Regions from separate parts of the Homo sapiens genome. Here all the other regions are linked to region 2. A link is a loop called in an ENCODE intact Hi-C map of the cell type or tissue named here. Cell type or tissue: natural killer cell. All regions are shown on one strand.

Region 1 (8,000 bases), 340 kb after region 2:
TTTCCTGATGGTTAATGATGTTGAGCATCTTTTCATATGTTATTGGCTATTTGTATACCTTCTTTTGGGAAATATTTATCCAAGTCTAATAGTGTGGCCATTCTTAATTGGGTTTTTGTGTTTTTATTATTGTTTTCTCTGAGTTATGTATTTTGGATTCAAGTCTTTAGCCAGATATGTGTATTGCAATTTTTTTTTTCAAAATGTCATTATCTCCTAAGGAAAAATGGCAAGTAAATGTCATAACCATTTTCTAGGGTAGCTAGGCCCAAATGATTAAAGTGACAGACCTATATGTCCGGGAATTGATTGACACAAGCTTTCTGTATAATAAACTACCCCAATCTTCAGTGGCTTAAAACAATAAGCGTTTATTTAGCCACCAGAGCGTGATTTGGTTGGGCTCAGCCAAAGCATCTTGGCTGGTGTAGCTCTGCTCCACGGTTTCACTCTCCTCCTGGGGGCAGCAGGTTACCACAGGCATAGTCTTCTCATGGCGTGGCTGAGGCACAAGAGAGCTAGCAGAAACATGCAAGTCCCCTTGAGTCCTAGACTCAGAATGTCACAGTGTTACTTTCACATCAATCTATTGCCTCAAGCATGCCTCGAGGTTGAAACCAGGGTTAAGAGGTAGAGAAATATATCCTGCCCACGGTGAGAGAGCTTTGCTAACTTACTTGAAAAATGGCATAGATACAGAAAGAAATGAAGAATGGGCAGTAATTAATGAAGTCTATCACAGACATGTAAAAGTCGTGTTTACAAGTGAATTTTTTCAATAATTGATGACACAAAATAGACATTATGAATAATTTAGATAATTTGCACCTTAATTCTCTCAACCTAATTTCTTACTTCTGTTTAGTTTTCAACTAGTTCTAAAACAATTCACTAATTTATGAATTAATTAATTCAACAATTATTTAGAATATTTCTTATATTGCAGGTGCCGTACTAGGTTCTAGCACAACAGCAGTGATCAAGACAACCAGAGTTTCTGTAATTCAGAAGTGGATCCAGACAACTAAGTAGAAACTTTCATTTCGGTGGGATGCTACAGGAGCCAATTAGAAAGGCAGACTTATGGTGCAAAGAAAGGTTTTACAAAGAAAAATGCTACAGGAGCCCATCACCTAGACTCATGGTAAAAAGCAAGGTTTTACAAAGAAAATGACATCTAAGCTATGAGTTAAAAAAGCAAATAAATATGAATTGAAAAGGCAAGGTAGAGAAGAGGTGTGTTAGCATGCTCAAGAGTTACGGAGGGCATGATGGCTTAGAAGTTAAAGCAGTTAGATGTAGCATAGAGTTTGAGTGGAAAGATTATTGTGGCCACACAATGGATCACAGAATTAGAGAAACAGGCGGCAGAGAGGCTATTGAGGTATCCTAGGCTCAAGGTGCTGGTGGAGCAAATAGGATGAAGAGACGTGAATGGATTCCAGTGATATTTGGAAGTCATAGTAAGAAGACTTGGAGTTTGACTTGATGTGGTACGTGAAGAAGACAGAGAAAACAAGTATAATGCCAAAGTTTCTTAAGCAGCCAAATAGATGGTCTTGTATTTAATAAAATGAGGATTTGAGGCAAGGGTCACACTGGATTTAGGAAGAGACAGATGATGCATTTGTTTCTTTTTTGAAAAAAATTATTTTATTCTGGCAAGAACACTTAACATGATCTCTACCCCCTTAACAATTTTCTAAGTGTACAATACGGTATTGTTAACTATAGAAACGATGTGGTACAGTAGACCTCTAGAAGGATTCATCTTGCATAATTGAGACTTTATGCCATATTGATGAGCAGCTCCCCATTTCCCCCTACCCCTACCTCCTAGCAAGCACCATTCTACTCTTGGATTCTGTTTGACTATTTTAGATGCCTTATGCAAGTAAAATCATGCAACACTTGCTCTTCTGTGACAGGCTTATTTTACTTAGCATAATATCCTTAGGATTTATTCAAGTTGCTGCATATTTCAGGATTTCATTTTTTAAGGTTAAATAATATTCTATTGTAGGTTGTATTAGTCTGCTTTCACACTGCTATAAAGACACTACCTGGGACTGAGCAATTTTTAAGGAAAAGAAGTTTAATTGACTCACAGTTCCTCATGGCTGGGGAGGCCTCAGGAAACTTACAATCATGGCAGAAGACAAAGGGGAAGCAAGGCACGTCTTACATGGTGATAGGTGAGAGAGAGAGAGAGAGAGGGAGAGAGAGAGAGGGGGAGAGAGTGAGAGAGAGAGAAGGGAGGAGTGCCAGAGACTTATCAAACAACCAGAACAGCATGGGGGAACCACCCTCATGATCCAATCACCTCCCATCAGGTCCCTCCCTTAACATGTGGGGATTACAATTCGAGATGAGACTTGGATGGGGTGGGTGGGAACACAGCCAAACCATGTCGTAGATATACACCACATTTTCTTTATCTGTTCATTCATCAATGAACATTTAAGTTGTTTCCACATCTTGACCATTGTGAACAGTGCTATAATGAATATGAGAGTGCTAATATTTCTTCGGGATCCTGATTTCAATTCCTCTGGATAAATACCCAGAAGCAATATTGCTGGATAATATGGTAGTTGAATTTTTATCTTTTTGTGGATTCTTCATACTTTTTTTCCACAGTGGCTGCACCATTTTGCATTCTCACCAACAGCTTACAAGGATTTCAATTTCTCCACACCCTCACCAACACTTTCTGTCTTTTCTTTTTTTTTGTAATAATAGGCTAACAGCTGCGAGGTGAGATCTCATTGTGGTTTTGATTTGCATTTCTCTGGTCATTAGTGACCGTAAGCATCTTTTCATAAACTTGTTGACAATTTGTATGTCTTCACTGGAGAAATGTCTAGTTAAGTGTTGAGCTTATTTTTTAAATCAAGTTATATTTCTTTTGCTATTGAGTTGCATGAGTTTCTTTATACAGAATATTTTGAAAATTAACCCCTTAACTGATACAAGGTTTGCAAATATTTTCTCCCGTTCTGTAGGTTGCCTTTTTATTCTATTGATTGTTTCCTTTACTGTGCAGAAGCTTTTTCATAAGATGTAGTTCCACTTGTCTGTTTTTACTTTGGTTGCCTATGCTTTTGACATCATATCCATGAAATTATTTCCAGGACCAATGTTGTGAACCTTTTTTTTCTTGTGATTTCTTCTAGGAGTTTTATAGTTTCAGGCCTTATTCATTAGGTCTTTAATCCATTTTCAGTTGATTTGTGTGTATGGTGTAAGATACAAATTCAGTTTTATATTCTAAACATATTGAGTTACCTGTTACATATCCAGGAGGCACTGTCTTGAAGTTAGCCATAAATATGAATCTGAAGTTCAGTGGAGAGTTTAGGGCTAGTGGTAGATCTGTACATCCCAAGCATGATTGGATATGAATGTCAAGGGAGAAAGCAGAAACACTCACAGAGAATACAAGAAGAGGTCAGAATGGTGAGGAACATCAACCAATAGCTCAACAATCAAAGGTGGGACAGATGAAGGGACCCTGCCATGGAGCCTAAGAAGGTACAGTCAAAGCCATACTAGGAATGCTTTGGAGGAAGTATGGATGCCTTTATGGAGGAAGAAATTGAATAGCAAAGAGTAAGGGAGTAATTAGTGTAGTGTGGTTCTTAACACTATCCAAGAGAGGGAGATTTGGAGCTCATATGGAAGAACAAAATTCCTGTCCTGTTTGGACAGGAAATGAGGTACCCCTTCTATTGTAGCTGAAGGGAAAGAGAAAAATATCAGTATGGAACAAAATAAATAGTTAATCTGGTGTATGGGAGAAAATTCTTGTTGATAGTTTCTCTTTTTTGGAAAATAGAGGGTAGAATAGTGTCACAGAAGAGGTGAAGTATTATGTCTAAGGAAACTAGATAAAGTTAGAAAATCCCCCCCAAAATTGAGAGAAGAAACTAAGAAAACCTGATTTTGTTGTTGTTTTGTTTTTTTGTTTGTTTTTGTTTGTTTGTTTTTTTGGCATCATTGAGCACCCAGGAATGGTGTGATATCATGAATTTATCATGTTCTGAATCTTAACAGCTGTGCTACTTGCCAGTGGTGTTTGGGTGTATGTGCAGAGAAAGCAGATATTTGGCCTGATTCAGGTAGGTGTTTCCCCATGTGTGGAGTGAGAAGAACAATAAAAGAAGAGATTTGAGGATACTGGATTCTATTTTTTGCTCAAAACCAGCTCCTTATTCTGCAATTGTAACACTTTCTCAGAATTGATTGAAAAATTCAGACAATAGTTATTTTTTATGCTTTTCAAAATCGATCAATTCCTTGGTCAATGTTAATAAAAGAAAAATGAGTTTTCCCTTAGCATTTCATGTTTAATTGCTGAATGTCTTGTTGACATTCTTATGTTTGTTTTGATGTGACTTCAATGGAAGTAGTGCATATATTGGTTTTTCTTATTCCTCATATCCAAATAGCTAGGACATATTTATATAATGATCCGCTAATTCACCATGATATTTCCACAATGTTTGAAAATTTTGTATATATTAAGATTTTATATGTTACTACATCTAAGAAGGAAACACATCTCTACATGGGCATCCTGCCTGGCATAGCCCTTTGGATGAAAGTACAACTATGCCTGAGGAAGCAGTTTCCCACTTCCCAGAACGTAAATACATCTCAAGACAGAAAAACATGGAGATGTGGGTGCAAGACATGAGTATGTCATTAGATTTATACATTATAAAAAAGCATCTTGCGAATAGTAAATCATGAGTTGTTTGAATGGGATTTAGTGTACCAGGTGGAACCCAGATATAAGTAGATGAATGTAGGTCTACTTACTGAGACAATTACATAATCTAATAAAAAGATTTAAAGAAGTGGTCTCTTGTCTTCTTGTTACAGCCCAATAGAGGAACTGGTTCCACGGCTTTGTTTGATGTCAGTGAATTATGCAACAGGTTTTAAGAACTGGTTCTTAAATAGTAAGGGCTGGATTGCACTGCGGTCATGTTTTTCAAAAGTCAAAAACAAGTACTTTCTGTTGGATGTACACATGGCAAGACAGCGAGAATATTTTATATGTTTTGATTGTCTTCACAATCTAACCATGACTCAGTCAGGCAGTGAGCCCCATCAGTTGTTAAAAATGATTTAAATATAGTCAAATAATTTGTTCTTGTGAACACAACCTAGCTTCTATTTTCAGGTAAAGGGACATTTTCATTTTTCCCTTGTGGTCTAACTCCAAGTTTTCCTTGTCATCGTTGTAAGCATAAATCTTGTAATATCTTCTCTTTGGAACCAAAGCTAATGGTGTAATGATATGAAGAAGAGAATAATCAGAGAGAGTTTTCAGACAAGGTGAAAATACAGTAAAACCCTGGAATTAGATTTGGATTGGATTATAAAGAAAAGGAAGCATGTGTCCTTGTTTAGATGGGGAAAAATTATGGGAGTGCAAATATTTATATCAAAATCTAAGATAAAAAGATGGATAGAGCTAGGTATATATTAACATCAGATGGAATCCTTTTTTCACTTGTCAGTACACAAGCAACTGAAGTTGGAAAAATAGTAAGAACATCATTGTGTGAGTAAATATAGAACAGGTGAAAAACTCTGTGCTGAGATTTCTTTTCTGATTTTGTTTCTTCTTTATCAACAACTCTGGAGATTCTTATCACAGCCAACGACCTTTGTTGCAGGCCTTACTGCATGGGACTCTGTTTCATCTGCTTTTGTGCTTAGTCACTGTAGCCTCCTGTCTGCAGCTGTTTTCTCTACCAGGGGCAGGCAGGGTTGTGGCGTCTTTAGAAAATAGGGCATGCAAGGCAGCAGGTGCCAGTGTCAGTAAAGGCCCTGCCTGGCTCCCTTGCTGAGAATCCAGGCTATGCCTGAGCTAGGGTGTGCACGTGTGTGTGACTGTGTGTGTGTATTGCAAAACAAAGTTTCTTGGGTTTAGCTAGATTTCATTTTACCTTCTGAGTGAGCTTGTATTTTCCATGGAAAATGGACAATTCTTTCTTTTCCATAGGTCAGGAAGCTGTTCCTGCATTCTTTGGGACCAGAAAAATAATTTTCATTTATCTTCTGTCATTATCTGACTCTTTCCTCCTAAATCTCATTTACACTGATGTAAATGTAATATTTTATAATGACAGTCCAATAGTGTGTAATCTCTTTAATGTCTGAAATTCTGAACATCTGAAATTCTGTTTTATTCACATAATATATTTTTTTTTGAGATGGAGTTTCGCTCTTGTTGCCCAGGCTGGAGTGCAATGGTGTAATCTTGGCACACTGCAACCTCCGCCTCCCAGGTTCAAGCAATTCTTCTGTCTCAGCCTCCCAAGTAGCTGGGATTACAGGTGCCTGCCTGCCACCACGCCCAGCTATTTTTTTGTATTTTTAGTAGAGATGGGGTTTCACCATGTTGGCCAGGCTGGTCTCGAACTCCTCAGCTCCGGTGATCCACCTGCCTTAGCCTCCTAAAGTGCTGGGATTACATGTGTGAAGCACTGTGCCTGGCCCTTCACCAAGCATCTTTTATTGAGGCCATACATTCATATGAAAAACTTCCCAATCAATCTTGGGTAGATACCTGAAAATAAATATTTAAGGCACACTAACCTGTTTGAATGATCAAAGTACCAGTTGTCATTTAGCCAAATGGGAAGAGACCAAGCTGAGAGTCAGAAGGCAAGATTCTTTACTTGGGGTTGGCACTGACCTTTGAGCAAATCAGTGCCTTTTTTTTTTTTGAGACAGTCTCTCTCTGTTGCCCAGGCTGGAGTGCAGTGGCAATCTTGGCTCACTGCAACCTCTGCCTCCCGAGTTCCAGTGATTCCCCTGCCTCAGCCTCCCAAGTAGCTGGGATTAGAGGCATGAGCCACCATGCCCAGCTAATTTTTGTATTTTTAGTAGAGACAGGGTTTCACCATGTTGGCCAGCTGGTCTTGAACTCCTGACCTCAGGTGATCCACCTGCTTCAGCCTCCCAAAGTGCTGGAATTACAGGTGTGAGCCACTGTGCCTGGCAAGTCAGTGCATTCTTGAAGGACCTCATTCTCTACAGATGTAAATGCAGATATTGCAATGGAAAAGACTGGGAGTGTGTGTGTATGTGTGTGTGCACTTTTTTCGTGTGCTTGTATAATCCTGAAGACGCAGCTCTTTCTTCTTCCAGTCAGATATCCAGCTTAGCATAGGAGAGGATAGGAGTTGAAGATACCATTAGTTATAACTAGGATGTGGATGTTGTCTTTTCTTGCTGGCACTGTGGAGGCTGTCACCTCCCTTGTAAGTACTACTAAAAATGCTTCTGAATGCTTTCCATTCAGTGATTCATTTGGCTCCAGTTCATGAGCTTGGATCACCTGGTTTACACTTGTGATGTAACTACTAAACATGAACATCTGGGAAAACAGTGCCTCAGGCCCAGTGAAACTTCTCACAGGCAGCCTCTTTGATGGTTATAGTGTGTGTGTTCCTAATAAAGTGCTGTTGCAACTCTTTTCTGCTAACCTTTAACTTCAAGGACTGCAGGGAATTCTTGGCGAATTGACCTACTAACTTCTGAGCTTGGCAACTTTGCCAAAGTTTTCCAGTAGTTGGAAATGAATCTGAGTGAATTTAATCTAAAACTTAAAACCTAGATAGGCCTGAATTTAAACCTGAGTAGATGTGAAATTAAGTCCAGTGGAATTGAAATTAGTTTCTTATTTTCATATCTGATATGATTTAGCCATTCTTGATGTTCATCATACTTAAAGATCCAAAGGAATATAGTGTTTCCTCTGAATATTGAAACTGAAGAAAGCAATTTTTTTAAAGCAAAGGAGACCGAGTGCAGTGGCTCCCGCCTATAATACTAGCACTTTGGGAGACCGAGGCGGGCGGATCACGAAGTCAGGAGTTCTAGACCAGCCTGACCAACATGGTGAAACCCTGTCTCTACTAAAAATACAAAAATAAGCTGGGTGTGGTAGTGCATGCTTGTAATCCCAGCTACTCAGA
Region 2 (8,000 bases):
AAAGTAATATCTCTTTTCATTTCACCATCAGGAGTAGTAATGTGGATTCAGTAACAGGCAAGTAACACTCTCAAAACCACAAGTATCTCCTGAGAGCAGCAAATAACAGAGTTAAAAACTTTCCTTTCTGAGAACATTGCCTTTCTCAGAAACGAAGGTGCTAAAATCACTTTTTCTTGTAAAGTGGTGATTGGAAGTAACCATTGATCACAAATGCTAATTCAGCTTCTCTAAAAGACATGTCATCTCAGACATGGTCTCTAGGCTATTGTACCCTTCCTCTCACCAAACACACATGCAGGTAATCCTCTCCATGTGCTCAAGTCTGGAGAAATGATATATCTCACAAGTTTACACCTTTTCTTTAACTGAAATAAATGTAACCTGAAATCAACACAAAATCCAACCATGTCTTACTGTTATTCACTAAAGGTTCTTAGAACCACAAGATTACAGTATTTTGTGGCTACTGGGAGGTATTTTCATTTCTTTTTCACAAAAAGACCCAGTTATTTGACTGGTACCATCAGGGTTGATTTTTGTGTAAAATTGTGTTTTAGTGTCTCTTACACCCCACACATACATAGTTAATTTATCAGGGTCCTTGTTATTATCTCCTCTTCTTTGTAAAGTTAGACTTAAAAATATACAAGTTTTGAAATGAACAAATGGCTGTGAATTGATTGGCTGAGAATGGTTTCTTCATGGAATAGAAGAAAGACAAGCGCTCTTTTCACTCTGTGTTCTTAAACAGTCTTCATGCTTAGAATATGATTTTAAATTTAAATACCTAGTTCTCCTATCCATAATTAACTTGAAATGATTACTACTTAATTTTCCACCTGAATACATCATTTTCTTTTCCTTTATCTTTTGGATACATTTTTATTTGTGTACCTTCCATGGGTCAATTTAGGAAAGTTATGTACCTTCTTTGGCCCTTAGTTTCCTCAAATCCAGAGTGAGGGGTTTTGACTACATTAGTGGTTCTCAAACCTGACTGCACAGAATAATTAACTGAGGAGCTTGAGGAAATACATAATGCCCAGTTGATTCTGAGTGAGACCCACGGGGCAGATCAACTCTTAGATTATTTCCAACCTTAAAATTCTGTGCTCTGACAATACCCATTCTGGCGAGGCTGGTGAAATTGGCGAGCCATTGATCTCAAATGGAATGGTTAGCTTGGTGATTCCAGTGGCCCGTTTCATTACAGGTATCAAAAAATCTTTAAAAAGTACCTAACTTTGGGCCAGGCATGGTGGCTCACACCTGTAATCCCAGCACTTTGGGAGCCTAAGGCAGGAGGATTGCTTGAGCCCAGGAGTTCGAGACCAGCCTGAGCAATATAGTGGGACCCTGTCTCTACAAAAAGTTTAAAAATTAACCAGATGTGATGGAGCCCGGGGTATCAAGGCTATAGTGAGCCATGATTGCACCACTGCACTCCAACCTGGGTGACAGACAGAGTGATACCCTGTCACAAAAAAAAAAAAAAAGAAAGAAAGAAAGAAAAAGAAAAAAAAAAGAAAAGAAAACAACACCTAATTTTTGACCCTGCAGTTCTACTTCTAGGCATTTATTCTTAAGAGATTATTAATGGTGTGCCAGATATCTAGTTATAATGATGTTGACTCCAGTGTTATATAAAACAGAAAAAATGAAATTCGGTAATATTTAAATAAATTATGGTACAAGCATACAATAAAATATGATGCAGACATTAAAATAATGTTAAAGAAAAGTATTTATGTCATGGGAAACTATTTATAGTATAACACATGAAAAAGTTGGTAATTTATTTTAAAAATTAATAATGTGGCCAGGCACAGTGGCTCATGCCTGTAATCCCTGCACTTTAGGAGGCCAAGGCGGGCAGATCACCTGAGGTCAAGAGTTTGAGACCAGCTTGGCCAACATGATGAGACCCCATCTCTACTAAAAATACAAAAAAATTAGCCGGCTGTGGTGGCATGCGCCTGTAATCCCAACTACTCGGGAGGCTGAGGTGGAAGAATCTCTTGAACCTGGGAGGCGGAGGTTGCAGTAAGCCAAGATCACACCACTGCACTCCAACTGGGACAGCAAGAGTGAAACTCCATCTCAAAAAAAAAAAAAAAAAAAATATATATATATATATATAGAATAACATTTGTAAGGTTATAGAGCAAAATGATGACAAAGGTTTGAGTGGTGGGATTACAAGTAATTTTGATTTCTCTCTTTTTTGGTTATGTTTTCTATGACTACTATTATTGCTTTAATTAGGGTTATTTTAAAATCATTCTCTAATCTAGCTCCTTCTAGATATGCATGTTTAAGCCTTAAACTCTTCTCTACACCTTTGTGTCCCAAACTGCACCGCTATAGTGCTTAGCTACAATCCCAGGTTTACAAGAAGTACTGAACTCAAACCAGCAAACATGGGTGGGCTCCACTCAGGGTCCTGACCTAAGGTCATCGAACACAAATGGAGGAGGCAGATTCCTTATCAAGAGTACAATCCAAGACAAACTGACATAAGTGCTCTATAAATGTGTAACCAGGATGCAGGACTCAAAGGGAAGTCCCAAGCCAGGAGGAATGCACAGAGCCCTCCCAAACCAAGTGACATCGGAGAATGAGAAGGTTTCCCCTGGCAGAGAATGGGAGGACAAAGGGCTGTAGAGATAATGGGAACATAAACACTGATTTCTTAATGTACACGGCATATTTGGGAAAAATAGAAGATTTGGGCCCGAGTGTCAAGTATGAGGATAAAATGCATGTGTTGAAGAAGAAATCTGGGGAAGTCCCAGCCCTTACTGTACCTTTGTGTGAAAAGAAAGGTACCTCCTTTGCAGAGAAAAGTACCTCCTTCTCTGAGCAGACTCAAGCTCAGCCCAGGTCGTGGGACGAACTTAGTGATTGGAGGATGGGTTGGGTTTTAGTTGCCACTTGCTCCATCAGCTGGACACACTCCTGCAGTGTACAAACTGAACAACGGCTCCTACCACAATGCTGTGAGGTAAGGATACAGAGCTCAAAGAAGGTAAATAATTTGCCCATATTTTGAGCAAGGACATGCATCCAGAGTGAAGACTCTTAAGCAATGAATGTGGACATGATTCCATGGGCTGTGGGAACCATTGCTGGTTATTGAGGAGGAAATGAAATTGAATGCACTAAGACTAGGGCACACATGGAGAATAAACAGGAAGCTATTGAACGCTCCTGGTGAGACATGATGAGACCTGAATTTGGACAGTGGTAGTGAGTAATGAAAGAAGTGAAGAAGTGTGATGGATATTTTGTAGGTAGCATGAGTGAATTTGCAGGTGAGGTGAAGTGAGGAGGGGGAGAAGGAAGACTGGCTTGATATGGGTCTTGAAGCCATCGGCATTTGCTGATAGTTGAAATTATGAGAATTTATGAGAGTCTCTAGAAAGAGAAGGAAAGACAGATCCTTAGAAAATGCCTACATTTAAGAGGAATCAGTGAATGAACCCAAAAATAGCAATCAGAGTGAGGGAAGGGACACAAAGAAGAAAGTAGGGTGTCATGGAGGCCAAGAGTAGAGTGTCAAAGAGGAAGTGGTCAAAGTGTCAAATGGCACCAGTGTAGAACAGATGAGAGCTGAGAAGATTTCATTAGCAAGTCAGTCAGAAGGCAATCCATTACCTTCAATGAGCAGTTCAAACCCCAAGGTTCCAGGGGGTAGGTGTGTGGTGGGGGCGGTGAAGGCTGGAGTAGAGCTCTTTTGTAAGAATTTGGGTAGAGAAAGGAAGGAGAGAGGCAGGGCAGTGGTTTCATAGGAAAGTGAAGACCAGGGAAGGCTTTAGTTATAGGGGCATGTGTGTCTAGAACATGCTTAGAGAGCGAGTGATACAGACATCACTATCTGAAGCTGATAGATACAGACGTCAGAACTGAGACATAGAAGAACCCTTTGAAAGGTGAGACTGCATTGGGAGCTGGGAGGATTGAGAAATCAAACCTAGAACACAAGTGGAGGGGCTGAGTTTGGAAAAGAGGCATGCTTTTCTTAGGAAGGAGGAGTGGGGATGAGGGAGGAGATGGGTGAAGGTTCTGGGAAACGTTGAGTTGTGCAAGAGAGGTGGTGATGGTGCACCAGCAAGAGTCCCTTTTCTCAATGGTTAGGAAATGAGAGCAGTGGCTTATAGCAACGGACATGATGATGCATTTTCACATCTGAGCCAAATAGAACATCTGAAAAGATGCTGTTGGAATGGAAAGGAAAGAAGCTTTGGGTGAGTAGAAGGGTCAATCAGAAGTGTGGCAGGCACTCTGACTGCAGTTGGATAACTTGAGGTTGTTAGATTTGTGAGGAGAAAAGTCATCTTTATCTTGTTCACCATTCCATTCCCGTGATATAACACAGTGCCTCGCCGAGCAGATGTTCAATAAATATTTGTTTAATGGATGTCTTCTGTACTTGTGCTAATCAGTAAAATGAGGTAAATTTCACCAGCACATATTTCGTACCCAATGGAGAAAACAAAATTAGGGAAAGAGAAGACAGGGGCCATCACAAAGGCAGGGTCATTTTGCTGTTGATGCTGGTTAACATCCCCCCTTATCACTTTCAAGTGATAAAAGAGGGAGATATGTCACTCTGGGTTCAAAGACATTTTCCACTTCAGTCCTTTTGTCAGTTTCCTGTTCTCAAACCTGTCCACCAAGCTCAGTGCAGTCCATCATACGCACAGACAATTTCTGTTACTTGGTGGTGGGGGTGCATGACCAGCACGGGCTACCTCGGGATGGGATGAAGCATGGGCAGGGGACCTCCCACCAGCTCAGCAGACCTCTGAGGCCCATCCATAGCCCCAGTCCTGGGACTGCTCTTCATTAGGGGCTGCCCTTGGGTATCCTCTTTGCAAAATAAGATTTTTCTCTTTTAGTTTTCAGTTCACCTTTAATTTCTATCCTGTAATTCTATACCTATCTATTCTCTTTGGCATCATCACTGCTCCTCCACTCAACCCCCATTTCTTTTCTGGTCTTTGAAGCATGAAGACTTTTCCCCTGCCTGGGGTCTACACTGGCTTGTGGTCAAAACATTTGCCCCAGGGACCCATGGCTTCACCAAGGTAGCTGCTGTTCCCTGGAGCTCATCTTACATGAAAATGTGTGAATCTCATTTCCATAAGGGGTATTCTCACCCTTGTTCAGTTTTCCTGTGCTGAGTTACACATTTCCAAAATGACTTTTAGGGCATGATTCTCCTGATTGAATTTCCTGGGAGGCCCCACTGATACTCTTCTAGCAAGTGAGTGATTCTCCCAGCCCCTTTTCTTAATGCCAGGCTGGATGTCTCTCCGGCATTCTCTGGACTCACACCTCCACCCCCAGCCCTCTGCATACTTTTGAACTCCTTTCAGGTCATCAGCTTTTCTGTTCCATCTTGAAGGCTACATTTTAGAATTTCCGATGTGTCTTAGAATGGAAAAAAACAATGGCTGATTTTTCTACTTGTTTTTCTGAAAAGCAATCATTATATACAGATTATGGCACCCACAAATGACAGTGTTCAACACAAAGACATGTGTAAGAATTCCTCTGTATTTGAGGTCAGAGTGTCTTGCAATTTTAATAAGGAGGCTGGTGACTTCCAGGTGGTGGAAGCTCATTTATTGGGTCATGTCACTCACTCTGTGAGTCTTTTTCCTCTCCTAGTTCCATGAAGCAGCAGGCTAGAGAGAAGCGATTCACGTAGTTGGTGAAGACATTACATTTTTATGGTGCTGCTGGGTATGAGAGTTTGTGCAGCTTGGTTAGAATAAGGTGAGGCCAGGTGCGGTGGCTCATGCCTGTAATCCCAGCACTTTGGGAGGCCGAGGTGGGTGGATTATGAGGTCAAGAGATCAAGACCATCCTGGCCAACATGGTAAAATCCTGTCTCTGCTAAAAATACAAAAAATTAGCCAGGCATGATGGTGTGTGCCTGTAGTCCCAGCTACTTGGGAGGCTGAGGCAGGAGAATTGCTTGAACCCGGGAGGCAGAGGCTGCAGTGAGCTGAGATCACGCCACTGCACTCCAGCCTGGTGACAGAGCGAGACTCCGTTTCAAAGAAAAAAAAAAAAAGAATAAGGTAAATTGGGCCAAGGAAACCACAGACATGCCGGTTGTAGTGTTGTGTTAGTGGAAACTCAAAATGTTGAAAGAACGTCCTTTGCCTGTCCTCATGGTGGACTTAAAACCCACACCTCTCTCTGTATGGTACATAAATGTAGACTGCCAGTGACTACTGTCCTCCTTGCCACAAATAAGACTGAAAAGGCATTACTGCCAGTGGGAGAGGCCAGTATGTGACAGTTCATCCTATCTTGTGACACAGAGATCCCTGTCTGTATTAATCCACTCAGGCTGCCATAACAAAATACCACAGTCTTTGTTGTGTAAATAACAGTTCGGTTTCTCCTGAGGCCTCTCTCCTTGGCTTGCAGACAGCTGCCTTCTTGCTGTGTCCTCATGTTGTCTTTCCTCTGTGTGTTCCCATCCCTAGTGTCTTGCGCTCTTATGAGGACACAAGTCCTATTGGGTTAGGATTCATCCACATAAGCTTATTTTATCTTACTTACATCTTGAAAGGCACTATCTCCAAATACATTCATATCCATATATACTGGGGGTTAGGATTCCAACATGTGAACTTGGCGGAGACACAGTTCAGTCTTCACACTGCCCTTAGTGGAATCAAGAGTGTAGGCCTAAGTAGCAGAGTGGCACAGAGGAAAAACACCAGCCCCACAACCCAGTGGTCATGGCATTGAAAACATTCTCTCCCATGACTCTGCCTTACCTTGAGGACATTCTGTTAAGTGAAATAAGCTGGTCACAAAAAGACAAATACCATATGATTCCACTTGCGTGAGGTCCCTAGAGTAGTCAGATTCAGAGACAGGAAATAGAATGGTGGGTGCCTGGGCCAGTGTGGTGTATAAGGAATGGACGTTACTGTTCAATGGATGCAGAGTTTCAGTTTAGGAAAATGAAAAAGTTTTAGACATGGATGGTGGTGATGGTTGCACAACAGTGTGAATGTACTTAATGCTACTGAGCTGTACACTTACAAATGGTTAAGAGGGTCAATTTTATATTATGTGTATTAGTCCTCACAAATTTTTGAAAAGGTTACGAGCTGCGGAATCAGACCTGAGTTTTAGCTCCTTGTCCTCCTTCAACAATATGCACAACTCTTTATTTTTCTCTAGTAAGCCTCAGGTTTTTGAACTGCAAAATGGGAATAATGTTTCCTCCCTGGGGACTAAAGGAGATTGTGAAGCTAAGATGTTTGATAAAGTCTTTTGTCATATAACTAGCATTTGGCCAATGATAACTAATAATAGTAACAATGATAGAAGAAGAGAAAATTCAGGGTTCAAGCAGATGATGGCATTTGCTTTTGAGTGTTTTGTCTCTTCATGGGGTCAAAGTAAACTGGAACCTTGCCTGGGCTCAGAGAACTAGGATCAGCCTCCTTGTCACATCAGGGGCCCCTGGGACTAAGACTAAGAGTCTCCGGCAAAACTTCAAGGGAGGTTTTTCAGCACTCTCAAAAGAGTATGTTGCTTAATCATGCAGGCAGTAAATCCAAGAACATGCTGGAAGAGTTTGACAGTCCCAGATGACACTCTAGCTGCATTCTGGTCTCTCTGCTTCTGGCTTCCACAGCTGCTCACTGGGTCCTCTGCTGGCTCCAAGGCCAGTCCTGCCAGGCCACAGTAAGTGAAGAACTTGGCCTCCTGCTGGGACATGTTGTCTGCCAGTACAGTGGGTTTTGAGGCCCCAGATCTGGGCCCATGGAAGCTTCAAAGTCCTGGCTCTCTCCACAACTTCCTTTTCCCTCTTCCCTTGCCATGGTGGGCCACCTTCTGAGCCCTGAGCTGCCTCAGCATCCCAGGTCTTGGCTGTGGACTGTTACTGCCACCCTGCCCACAGTTTCTAAGAGCCAGCCCAGAGCCTGACACAATTCACTCAGTAAGGAGTTTATTGG
Region 3 (8,000 bases), 160 kb after region 2:
AAATAAATCAATATGGAGCAAGTCAGTCTAAGTGCCCGCATGTTCATTGGAAGGACGGGGTGGAGCTACCAGGAATTCACACCTTATGCCCTGGTATTCAACTGTGAAGGGGGCAGCCGGAAACCTGCTTTTCAGGGTCCCTGTCTGCTGAGAGCCTTCCTTTCACTTAATAAATTCTACTCCACTCACTCTTTGATGTCTGAGTGCATATTTCTTCCTCGTTATGAGACAAAAACCTAGACCTAGCTGAGCTAAGGAGCAAAAATCCTGCATCATTGGTGTGGATATATTATTAATATGTGCTCCAAAATCATGTGAAATTTGTAAAATTCTGATATGTCTTTATATACATTGTCAGATATAATTATGATTGTTATTTTAAAATGTTGTCTGCCACAGAAATAACCAAATTTCCTTGTCACATGCATCTTTAGCCATGGCTAAAGACTTAGAGTACTAAGTCCTTTGTCATCCACAGACATTTGTTGTCTTACTTTGATTCTTCTCAAAAAACGGTTTATAATCAGCTATAGTCCAAAATTTGCTTTTTCTCCAAGGAGATTCTTGAAAGTGTACCTTGACAAGTACTCTTGAATACAGGTTTCTGATTACTTTAGATATTATATGATTGGACTGTGTAAAAACACTCAGAACTCTAATAAACTGATGCATTCACGAAGATTGCTAGCCCAACCTCAAGCACAAGAAAAGTTAATGACATGGGACTGAAGTGATAGAGGACTGAAATGATTTTTAAGATGTTTTGTTTGAAGCATTGCTGATTCTTTTTATATTTTGTTTGCCAGAGTCATGAAAAAAATTCTTTTCAGCTATTTGTAGATTATAGCCATTGGGTAAAATAGATCTTTGTGAGTAAAATTGAAGCATTTGCCTTTCTCTCCACCTGATTTCTCCAAAATTTGGAAACTATATGTGAGCATTTTTATTTTATTGGCAATGTAGTTATTTGCATAAGTTTAATAAGAATCTGTTTTCTGTAACAGGACACAATTGGAGACACTGATTATTTTACCAAGGCTTTGACTGGAATGGCATATTTTCAGATATAACCAGACTGCTTTGAAGAATTGAAATTGACTTTATAGAACCAATCAAAAGCCTCTTGAAAAGGATGGCATAGTAACTTATGTACATGGTTCCTTTTTAAGGTTTCTAATTTTGCAGTAAGTAAAGAATACCATTTTCTGACAGCTCTAGGGTCCTCAAGACATGTTGGAACCTCAAGAAGAGAGGAATTTACCCAATTTGTACAGGTATCACAGGTACATCCTGGTGGCAAATTCTTGGCTTGGCTTCCTAACCTCGAGGCTTTTAAAAGTGTAATCCAAAATGCCCTGTGAAAGTTCCAGCAAAGCCAACTTAAAACAGCCTATAGGTCTAATCATGATTCTTATTGCACTTTATGCAAATAATCAGACCAAGTATAATACTATATCTTATTTTACAAGTAAATTGATCCTAGTAAGATTTATCTTTGGTAGAAATGGGAAACTGGAGAGAGTAAAATTATGTTTCCAAGGAAGATTATAGCATACCTGTTATTAGATCGCAGCCCTGACCATTAATTGTTTTTGAGTTTTTATTATTTTCCTAAAATTTGGATTGAATCCCCAGTGAAATAGGTTTCACCACGTATCTCTCATTGCTGTACTTCTTCCAAGACAAACAAAAGCATAAAACTTCAAAAACTAGAGATAATTCAACAAGCAATGGAAGTTATATAAATCACTTGACTGGGATCTATCTAGGAATGGGCCTTCCTTGGGATGCCAAGGGATGAAGGATGCCTATTCTAACCTAAGCAGAGTTTGATCATCAGTGCTTCCATGGGAAGATTTTTGATCTAAGTGGGGAGAAAAGAGAGAAGAAAAATAGCTCAGAGTAGTGTGAGCTATCTGAGGTATGCAAAATTTATTAGGCCCAGAGAGATATGAGTACGTGACTTCAGTCATGCTCCCCACCTCTCACCCCCCCACTGTACTCATGCCTAGGGCAATTGTTTAAAGTCATTTTGTTTCTGACTAGCTACCTCATTCATTATCTTCAGGTTCTCGAACATCATGAGACAGACAACATGGATAGCCAATCAATAGCTTGTCTTATTTTAATGTAATTCTTGCTAAACAACTTAGAAACTGCCTCTTATTTTCCTTTAAAAATCTACTTGTAACTGCTGCTGGTCAGAGAATATATTCAGAACAACTTGAATCTATGGTCCCACAATGTGATCCTCAAGCTCTGCCCAAATAAAGTCTTTACTTATATTAATTATGACACAGCTTGTTTTTAGGTCGACCAGCAAAAGATCTTGCAGGTAGAAGATGGATAGTATATGTTTCTTGGATTAAATTCATGACTATACACTATAATTATTTCTCTCTCAAAAATATGAATAGTTGGAAGTCAAAAAAGTGTTTTATTTCTCCTTGAACCATATTTCTGAGAAAATAATAGGTATGCACAACATAATTTGAAACATAAATTCACCAAGTGGACTCATTTCCATTTCATCCAGGAATTTATCTCAAGTGAAATAGAACTCATTTGGCCAATGGTAACATGGTAATATATTTTTCCATCATCTATTGCTGTCTAACAAACTACCCCAAAATTTATTGACTTAAACCTAACATAGTGACTTAAACTTAACAACGTATTATTTTTCACAATGCTGCAATCTGGGTTGGGCTCAGCTGAGCTGTTGTTCTTCTCCATGTCACATCTGCTGTAGGTATTCACTCACAGGCTTGAAGCCGGGTGGGTTAGAACAGCTGGGGCCTGGCCTAGCATCTCTTTCTCTCCTGTTCTCACAATCTGCCTAGCTTAGGCTTCTTTACAGTAAGGTGATCTCAGGATATTTGGGCTTGTTACCTGGTGTCTGGCTCCCAAAAGAGGAATCGGAAGCTGAAGATCTTTTAAAAACTGGTCTGCAACTGGCAACAGTGTCACTTCCACTGTGTTCTTTTCATCAAAAGTGAACCATAAAGCCAGGCTAGATTCAAGGACAGAGAAAACACATTTTATCTCTTGATGTGAGAAACAAAATGCACATGGAAGTAAATGGGAAAAGGTGAGGAGTTGGTGGAAGAATTGATGGCAGCCATTTTTAGAGACTAGCTCCACAATGTCTACAGCAAGACTTTCCATCTCCTGTAAGCCCTGTTCAAACTCTATTAAAGTGATCAAATTCACTTTAGGAGGCAACTAAATAGCTGAAATAGTTTGTATATTAGTTCCTGCACAAATCTCACGTTAAATTGTAATTTCCAGTGTTGGAGGTGGGGCGTGGTGGGAGGTGATCTGACCATGGGGTCAGGTTTCTCATGATGGTTTGGCACCATCCCTTTGGTGTTGTCCACACGATAGCGAGTGAGATCTGGTAGTTTAAAAGTGTGTTGCATCCACCCGTTTCTCACACCTGCTTTCACCATGTGATGTGACTGCTCCCCTTTTGCCTTCTGCCATGATTGGAAGCTTCCTAAGGCTTCCCCAGGAAAAGATGCCGCTCTGCTTTCTGTGTGGCCTGCAGAACCATGAGCCAATTAAACCACTTTTCTTAGAAATTACCTGGTCTCGGATATTTCTTTATAGCAATGCAAGCATGGCTTATACAATAACTTTAGATTCAGTTTTGAGGTCTGCATCAAGATCTCTGAAACTTCACAAGGACAGCTTCCACACCCCAATTCACTTGAATATAGTTCCATTCAATGGTTATTGAACACTTACCAAAAACAACACCTTATTATTAGCCTTTTTCATTCATTCAACCTCATTTCTCCAAAACTTCCCGGGTCTCCTGCCCTTGTTCTTACTACTGGGCCTGTTGCCACATGACATTGTAAACCTGAAGCATCACATGCCTGGAGTGTCTGTTTCACTGCTCCTTGTTACCACTGTTGGAATAGGCTTGGAACAAACCCTCACATCCTCTTGGAATCCTAGGTAGACTCATGACCAGTGGTGGATACATTTTTGGGGCTCCTTCCTGTCTGCAGTTACTAATTCTTCTTGTATCCTCCTACCCTCACCTCAGGTAAACACTTATTTTGCTTTCATACCAAAGTAAATTTAGTTTTCATTTGTATTTCATGTTATTCTCTACATATGTGTAGAAGCAGCCTGGAGCTTTGATGTGCTCAGCTGTGCCAGCTTTACCTTTATTAGAATACTAGACTCTTGACGGAGGATGTTATCTAGACTTCACCAAGATGGTTTCTAGACAAAACTCATTACAACTATTGTGGTCTCAGAGTTTTTGAAGTATTAAATGGTTTCAGTTGCTCTATCAAAGGAACAATGGAGTTTTCAATTATATGTTATATTCTGAGACTATCTCTCAATAGGAACATAAAAACTCAAGTAACTTTAGACTTTAAATGTATTTTCCTTTATGTATTAATAAATTATTGCTTTATAAAATTGGTGTTGGAGACATAATTTTTCTTTTTCAAAATTAGAAAGTTAATCACAAAATAGGCTTTAGTGTTTATCTCAAAGGTCACACTTTTAGAGATTAGTTTTACAAGAAGAAAACCAAAACCCACAGTTGAGAAATTGAGTTGAAAGTTAATATTCTTTACAGGAAATTCCTGTAAAGGAAACCAGCTTACTCACTCTTTCAACTAAACCCAACCACAAACTTTATCTCATCAAGGAGGTTGGTCAGAGAAGAGTTTGAGATGCTTCTTCTTCAGAGCACTTCCTACTGAAAGAGGTAGTTTATTTGATTTTCCTCTGTATGACCATCCATTTCACAATGTCCATGGTCATTTACAAAATAAGGTTTTCCTTTTTCCTCCAGTTATAATCCTTTATTTTTGAGCTGGTGTAACGTGGCTATTGTGTCTTCTCCAGGTATCTCTCTGGATAGGAAGAAATATAGTAGAACCCTTTGAAAATGGATATTTTCACATATTTTCGTTCAGATACAAAAGCTGGCAGTTACTGAAATAAGGACTTGAAGTTCCTTCCTCTTTTTTTTATGTCTTAAGAGCAGGAAATAAAGGTAAGAGAGCAGTACTTCTTTTTTTTCACTAGATTTCCTAACCAGAAAACATAAGTTGGGAGAATAGCTTAAATAATTTAAAAAATGAGTTGCTAATACAATTACTTTTCAAGAAATATTTTAGAATAACAAAATGGGTTATTTACTAACAAAATTTACATCTCCATATATACGGAGTCTTCACTTAAAAAAACTGATGGTTATAAAATAAACCCGTTTAAAGTGCTTTGAGCATTTTACAGGAAGGGCTAAGAGCAGAGAGATTCAAGATATTTGCCAAATTTGAATGCCCATTTAAACTTAACTGTAACATCTTTGATGGCAGGTACTACAGCTTCATTTTCTGTTATCCCTAGACAATGGGGTCTAAAGCCACCATGGAGCATCTGAGAATCATAATGATATTAGTTAAATTAAATACTGTCACTATTACACGAGACCAAATCTCTGTCTGCAGGTGTTCTCTGTGTAAAGTAGTTTAAGTCTGCCTTTGATGGTGACATTTCTCTCCCTGGGTCTCAGATCCCTGTTGACACTGCTTTCTCCAGCACTTTCCTCTCTCTCCCCCGTTTCTCACCAAAAAGTTTTGTGGGTAAAGTTTAGTTCATTATTTCTGCCAGAGACAGCTGAAGGTGTAGCCTTGACCAACTGAAAGGGAAATCTTCATCCTCTGAAAAAACATATGTGATTCTCAAAAAACGCATCTGGAAAATTGATAAAGAAGCGATTCTGTAGATTCTCCCAGCGCTGTTGGGCTCTCAATTCCTTCTGTGAAGGACAACATATGGTGATGGGGAAATCAGAAGCTTTGAGACCCTCTACACCTGGATATGAATCCCCCTTCTAATACTTACCAGGTATGTGATTATCATTGAGAATGGGCACTGCCATTCCAAGCAATGTGAGCCTTGGTTGTCCATCTGTAATATGAGAAAGACAGCACCCCGCTTCACTTTACAGAAAGTAAATGAGTGCCACATTATTTTATTCCCATAAGCAGAGTCTGAAGCTTGCTTTGGCTTAAGTTGCCCAGTGCTCAATAAATGATGTACTCTGCATTTTGGTGGCTCCTTCCGATTCGGTGAAGCATTTTAGTGACGGCAGCATGGAAGACATCACTTAGACATTAGATGGCCTTCAAAAGGTAGATATTAACAAGCAAGCCACACAGTGTGGGTGTGTTGTCCCACATAAATGAGACTTCCAGAATGGTCTTGGGCTCATGTTGGTCAGTTGCCTACAATGCTGGCAACAGCTACTGTAACTCAGCACTAACCCACCTCCCCAAGCTCTATGCTTATCCCTGAGCAGGGTTTCCCAAAAGTGTCTCCCAGATGAGCGTGGTGGCTCTGACACTTGTTTATAATGTAGGTTCCATTGTTCTTCTCCTTGAGAATCTGATTTAATAAGTCCTCAGGAAGCCCAAAAATCTGCATTTGTAATAAGGGTTTCGGGTGATTCTTATAATCAAGATGATTTGAGAAACACTGTCCCAGAGTGATAGCTGCAGCCTGCAATCAGCCCCAGGCAGCTGGAGGTCTGAGGCCAGTTGGTGGGTGGGTGCATCAGTAGGCAGTATCTGTCATCTCAAGGTTGGCGGACATTCCTGAGTGCTGGAGACTGCTGGGCATCGTGGTAACTAATTTGCTATAGGCTTGGACATTTAGACATAAATTGCGGGATGGTAGAGCTGGGAGGATCTTAGCAACCATCTGATCTTATGATTTACAAGTCAGGGAGCTTTTTTAAAAATTACAAATATCCCGACTTAAACATCAGAAATTCTGATTCCCTCATTCTAAGGTGGAGGAACTACTGATACAGTCCAGACATTTTATTTTGCAGGTAAGAAAGCTGAGGTCCAAAAAGAGCCTAAGTGACTTAATTGGAGCCACACAGTATGTGAATCACCATAATAGATTGCTATGTGTTTGTTCTGATGGCTCTGGAAGTGTTTATCATTTTTTCAGAACACAGAATTTATTACTAATTGTTCATTTGGCACTCTCCTAGGATCAGGATATATGATTTCTGAAATGGGATATCTGCTCTTCAGGAGCTCCCAATCTAGTGGGAGGACAAGGTGTAAGGAACAACTGATCTACTGCAGCATGGTTAAATCCTGAACAAGTCATTACTGAGCTCCTGTTATCAGCTAGGCACTATTCCTGCAGAGAGGCTGCAGGACTCAGAAAGACAAACTCAGTTCCTGCTGGGATGGAACTTATATTCTAGTTGGGGAGAAGTTTTAGGAGTAAGATATTTTCAGACAATAATATGTGCTAAGACAAAAGTCATTTAAAATGAGTAGCAAGAGAGATGGTTGATGGCAAGAAGGGAGAGGGCGCTTCTTTATCCAGGTGGTCAGGGAACGACTCTCTGAGGAAGAAATCAGGGAAGACATGAGAGAGCCAAACGCTACAGCATTTTGTCCATGGTGCTCTGGAATCTGTGCTTCATCACATGGGTGGTGGGAGCCGGTGACGTTTTGGGCATGGAAATGAAATGCCCAGGCTTGCTGCTTAGGAAGATGTGTCTGGTGGTGGAGTTGGAGGACTGTTCTTTCGGAGACTTTGTGGACAAGGGAAAGGCAAGTGGGGAGACCACATCTTTAAAGGCCATTGCTGATCCTGCCTTGTTCCTTGGTTGCAGTCCTTGTAAGAAGAGCTGTCAGTTGTCAGCAATGGGGATAATGCAGTGACCTTAACACCTATCCGTGGCATTCTGCAAGGCGCATTGCACAGAACCCCCTTTCTTTCTTCCATGAACACGCCTTGCTCTCAGCAGACAGCCAGGTCAGCATCAGCAGCCAGGTGGTAGCATCCTGTACTTTCCTGTACTTTCTGGCTCCACCTGGACAAAGTGGTCTGGGCAGACTTTCCTTTTCACCTGCATGGTTCTACCTGCCTCTTGTCCAAGATTAATCTCCCCATGGTATCAGGGACCCCACTTCTTCTGGCTTCCTGGGAGA

Evidence for each region. A loop is a pair of places that touch in the nucleus more often than their neighbours do. Peaks named below come from ENCODE experiments on the same cell type or tissue, not always from the same donor. Only the 100,000 strongest peaks of a DNase experiment are listed, where the experiment ranks them.
Region 1: a loop joins it to region 2, with 4 times the contacts of the local background. A loop is called at or near these places in 3 of 110 quality-filtered maps.
Region 3: a loop joins it to region 2, with 6 times the contacts of the local background. A loop is called at or near these places in 2 of 110 quality-filtered maps.

What each region holds. Positions count from the first base shown.
Region 1 is chr2:102,599,177-102,607,176 of GRCh38, forward strand. No RefSeq gene overlaps it. Among named protein-coding and RNA genes, the nearest start is that of SLC9A2, 16 kb to the right of the region's middle. In natural killer cell, no CTCF peak of the experiment used is centred here; no DNase peak of the experiment used is centred here; H3K27me3 peaks cover 286 bases.
Region 2 is chr2:102,258,760-102,266,759 of GRCh38, forward strand. No RefSeq gene overlaps it. Among named protein-coding and RNA genes, the nearest start is that of IL1RL1, 49 kb to the right of the region's middle. In natural killer cell, no CTCF peak of the experiment used is centred here; DNase peaks (open chromatin) are centred at 12 and 3,582; H3K27ac peaks cover 1,431 bases.
Region 3 is chr2:102,413,912-102,421,911 of GRCh38, forward strand. It overlaps a transcript of IL18RAP not described here. Among named protein-coding and RNA genes, the nearest start is that of IL18RAP, 5.2 kb to the right of the region's middle. In natural killer cell, no CTCF peak of the experiment used is centred here; DNase peaks (open chromatin) are centred at 4,200 and 4,660; H3K4me3 peaks cover 3,553 bases; H3K27ac peaks cover 5,738 bases.